Regions from separate parts of the Homo sapiens genome. Here region 2 is linked to region 1. The links are chromatin loops, found by intact Hi-C in ENCODE. Cell type or tissue: PC-3. All regions are shown on one strand.

The links. Hi-C counts contacts between places; a loop is a spot of excess contacts. Peaks named below come from ENCODE experiments on the same cell type or tissue, not always from the same donor. Only the 100,000 strongest peaks of a DNase experiment are listed, where the experiment ranks them.
Region 2: a loop joins it to region 1, with 2.1 times the contacts of the local background. A loop is called at or near these places in 1 of 110 quality-filtered maps.

Annotation. Positions count from the first base shown.
Region 1 is chr10:62,136,075-62,138,574 of GRCh38, reverse strand. No RefSeq gene overlaps it. Among named protein-coding and RNA genes, the nearest start is that of LINC02621, 120 kb to the left of the region's middle. In PC-3, no CTCF peak of the experiment used is centred here; a DNase peak (open chromatin) is centred at 1,504; H3K27ac peaks cover 1,896 bases.
Region 2 is chr10:61,936,405-61,938,904 of GRCh38, reverse strand. The region is part of intron 2 of ARID5B (AT-rich interaction domain 5B); the gene reads right to left. Among named protein-coding and RNA genes, the nearest start is that of ARID5B, 36 kb to the right of the region's middle. In PC-3, no CTCF peak of the experiment used is centred here; a DNase peak (open chromatin) is centred at 964; H3K4me3 peaks cover 1,619 bases; H3K27ac peaks cover 2,177 bases.

The DNA of each region.
Region 1 (2,500 bases):
AGTCCTCCACAAATCTCTTCTCACTTCAGATACTAGCTGCAAGCTCCCAGTTTCCAGGCTACCCACACTTCTGATCAAATGGCTACAGATTTGGGGTTCCCACTATCCTCTTAGGCCTGATCATTCACTAGAATGACTTACAGAACTCAGCCAGGCGTGGTGGCTTACGCCTGTAATCCCAGCACTTTGGGAGGCCAAGGCAGGTGGATCATGAGGTCAGGAGATCAAGAACAGTCTGTCCAAGGTGGTGAAACCCCCTGTCTCCACTAAAAATGCAAAAATTAGCCAGGCATGGTGGCAGGCGCCTGTAATCCCAGCTACTCAGGAGGCTGGGGCAGGAGACTCGCTTGAACCTGCGGGGGCGGAGGTTGCAGCGAGCCGGGATTATGCCACTGCACTCCAGCCTGGGTGAAAGATTAAGACTCCATCTCAAAAACAAACAAACGAAAAGAATGACTTACTGAACTCATGAAAGTGTTTTACTTTTGATTACAATTGTATTATAAAGGATACAAACCAAGAACAACCAAATGAAGATGCATATGGGTGAGGTCAGGAAGCGCCTTATCCTCAGGACACATCACCTACCCAGCATATCAATGGGATGGAAAGTGCTTACTCAAGCTCCGTGTCCAGAGTTTTTATTGGGTTTCACTATATGGGCATGGATGATTGAATCACTGGTCATGTGACTGAACTCAATCTCCAGCCCTCCTTCTCTGCATAGAATATTACTATAAAGTTACAGTAATTATGGCAATGTGATATTGGTACAAGGCTAGATGTGAAGTGATAGAACATAATAGAGAGGTCATAAATAGACCCACTCATATATAGTCATTGGATTTATAGAAAAGGTACCCCTTTATTCAGTGGAGAAGGGTTGGCCTTTTTAATAAATGGTGCTGGAAGACATATTCATATATATTTTAAAGTTTCTTACTCATTATTCATGCCATGTGCAAAAATTGATGCAAAATGGATATAGAGCTAAAGCTAAAATTTTCTAGAAGAAAAATATGTGAATTCATGTTAATGATCTAGGAGTAGGCAAAGAATTTTTAAATAGGACACAAAAAGTATTAATCATAAAATGTTAATAAATTGGAATTGATTAAAATTAAGAACTTATGTTTATCAAAAGACTTCATCAAGAAAGTAAATATATGAATCCAGATTATATAAAGATTTTCTAAAAATATTAAGAAGACCCCCAAATTATACTGAAAAACTAGCAAAAGATTTGAACAGATAATTTACAAAAGAGGATATCCAAATGACTAATAAGCATACGGACAAGTACTCAACATTATTATTCTTCAAGAAAATGTAAACTAAAAACCCACTAAAATGCTTGTGTATATCCATTAGAATGACTAATATTATAAAAACTGGAAACACCATATGTTGTTGAGGATGTGAAACATCTAGAATGTTTAAACATTGATGGGAATGGAGATTATCACTTAATAAAACCATTTGGTAATAACCACTAAAGATAAATGTACATCTACCCGATGAACTAGAAATTCTACTCCTAAACATGTACCTAAAAGAACTAAGTAAATATGTCCACAAATAGTCATATAAAAGAATGTTTGGGCTGGGCACCGTGGCTCACACCTGTAATCCCAGGAATTTGGGAGGCCAAGGCGGGCAGATCACAAGGTCAGGAGATCGAGACCATCCTGACTAACACGGTGAAACCCCGTCTCCACTAAAAATACAAAAAAAAAAAAAAAAATTAGCCAGGCCAGGTGGCTGGCACCTGCAATCCCAGCTACTCAGGAGGCTGAGGCAGAAAAATGGCGTGAACCCGGGAGGTGGAGCTTGCAGTGAGCCAAGATCACAGCACTGCACTCCAGCCTGGGCGACAGAGCGAGACTCCGTCTCAAATAAATAAATAAATAAACAAAAACTTAGCCGGGCATGGTGGCTTGCCTGTAGTCCCAGCTACTCAGGAGGCTGAGGCAGGTGACTCTCTTGAACCCAGGAGGCAGAGGTTGCAGTGAGCCGAGATTGCACCACCGCACTCCAGCCTGGCGACAGAGCAAGATTCCTTCTCAAAAAAAAAAAAAAAAAAAAAAAAGAATATTTAGGCGAGGTATGGTAGCCCACGCCTGTAATCCCAGTGCTTTGAAATGCTGAGGGGGGAGAATCACATGAGGCTAGGAGTTTGCAACCAATGTGGGCAACAAAGAGAGAACCTCTCTCTACAAAAAAGTAATTTAAAAAATTGGCTGGCATGGTGGCTCACATCTGTAGCCCTAACTACTTGAGAGGCTGAGGTGGAAGGATGGCTTGAACCCAGGAGTCTGAGACTACGGAGCCATGATCATACCACTGCACTCCAGCCTGGATGACAGAGCAAGAACCTGTCTCTTTAAAAAAAAAAAAATGTTTGTAGCACTTTATTCATATTCATCATGGCCTAAACCTAGAAATCACCCAACGTCTATCAAGAGGTGAATGGATAAATCTTGTGTGGTCAATTTCCATA
Region 2 (2,500 bases), 200 kb after region 1:
GTTGAGGGTTTTTTTTTTTTTCTGATGTTTTAAGGTAGGATCTAAAATTTCAATTTTCCTCATTGAGTTCCAAGCTGCTTCTGAGAAGAAAGTCTATTAGGCAGCAGCAGAGTAACAAATACTCTATCAAAAATGAAAAGTAAAACTTTAGTAATGGAATCCTTTCCCTTATCATGATTAAATATGAACTACCACTAAATGGGAGACAAAGTGGAAACTGTGTTTCTATCGTGCGCTCAAGAAAAAATTTGAGTACTTTATAAACAATGGGGCCCATTACAAAGTACCATTTCAACGGATGATTTCCCTCAGATTCACCACACCATCCTCTTGAAATAAAAGATCTGTAGTTGTCATGCATTTTATAGCTATTTCATGGTGATTATTAAATGTCAGAATAAAGTCAGGCTAGATATTGTTTCAAAGCATATGGGAACAGCTTCTGGACAGGTGACACCAGAAATCAAGTTTAGAATGTACTGGAAAATAATTAGGTGTATCAGTCTCAACATTAGTAAAGAGAGAATTTGGCAACATTTTGACTAAATACAGTTTCCCAGAAGAGACAAGTTTGTAGATGAGTGTTATTTTCAAATAGCTCTCTGATCAAATGATTATCATTTCAATTACTAGTTGCTTCAGATCTTTTCCAAGAAATGGCATGACTATCTCTGGATGGCTTACAACACCCTCCAAACAAATAGTATATTAACCAAGAGAAAATACTATCCTTATGATGTCATTAATGAATAAACCCATCTTTTATGATTCAGTCTATAGGTTTTGTCCTCCCTTTTTCTCCCTCTCTCAAACAGATCTTTCATGAATACACACACACACATAAAAACAAATGCAGGAATTCACATAAACATGCATAAGCCATAAACCCAAGTTTGGCTTAATTGTGAAACCACCAGTATGTTTTACTGTGGATTCACAGAGAAACTGGCCCTGCAACATTGTCAAATGCCATAGAAGGAAATCTGATAAGGAGAGGAGGGGGAAACAGCAAGCCAACACCCCCCTCCCACCACAAGAAAACAAAAAGTAGCCAACATATATATAGAAAATGTCTCAGGAAACATTACTTTGTGCACACAATGGCATAAATCACATGTTCGCATTTACTATTCTGAGCAAGTGCTGACTAAAGTTCCTAATACTCACCATTCTTGGGCAAGTCTCTATGTCTAAGAAAAGAATTTCAATAAGCTCATCTCATGATTACATTAGCTCTCTGCAAACTGAGAATTAGCACTGGATAAATATTGCTGATTTACTCTAATACAACACAAAAGGAACACAAAGAAATACACTTTGTTATTCTATTAATGTACCTTGGCTTTTCAATTAACCCAGCTCTTAATCAATATTTATGTAAGCTGTGTTGAGCCACGTTCTAAGTCCTTATCCCCTTTCGTCATTGTTTTAAACTGCCTATTTCTGTAATTTGGATTTAGTTTCTACCATTGTCCAAAAACAGCTCATTTAATCATAAATCCTCTAAGTCAAGAGGAGCTCATCCAGTCAAGAAGTCACAAACCAGTCAGCCCATGTGCATGGCGGGCCCTTCCAAGTGTTCTAAAACTTGGGAAACTTTAGGCAAAAATACCCAGACCTCAATCTTCTCTCATAAAATAAAATAAAGGCCAAAAAATAAAAATAAAAAACAGTTGAAACTGATAGAAGCTGCCTTCTTCAGACAAGATGTAAAATCCCCACCACTCCCTATTGCATTGTATTCAGTCCAGTTTTCCCTTAACTATCTGGCCCCCGTGGGCACCAGACATTTAAACTTGTAACATTGATTTAGTTCACCTTTCTCATTTTACTGATGAGGACAGTGAGGTTCAGTGACATGTCCAAGAACCAACTGACGGCAGGACTTGAACAAAGATCCAGGTTTCCTATCTGCCAAGACAGCATCTTGGACTCTGCAGCCAGATTGCTTGGGTTCAAATTCCAGCCCCGGAATTTACTTGCTGTGGAACACTGAGCAACTTCTTCAGCCTCCTTGTACTTCAAAGTTTTTTTTTCTTTCTTTTTTTTTTTTTTTTGGGGAAGAAAAAAAGGGAAACCCAGGTTTTATAATAATTCTGTCTGCCTTGTCCAGCAGTAATTGCCAGGACTCAATGGGTTGATACAAATGAAGTAGCATGTCAGAATTAGCTATCATGATCATTGTTATTTCTTCTCTAAATTGGTGTTTTCCAAACCGTGGCATGCAGAGATGATTTTAGATGGTTCACAGGTAGACTTTTAATTTAATTAAATTAATTTATTTATTTGAGACGGAGTCTCACTCTGTAGCCCAGGCTGAAGTGCAGTGGCACGATCTCAGCTCCTGCAACCTCTGCCTCTCAGGTTCAAGCGATTCTCCTGCCTCAGCCTCCTTAGTAACTGGGATTACAGGTGCCTGCCATCACGCCTGGCTAATCTTTGTACTTTTAGTAGAGACAGGGTTTCACCATGTTGGCCAGGATGGTCTCGAACTCCTGAC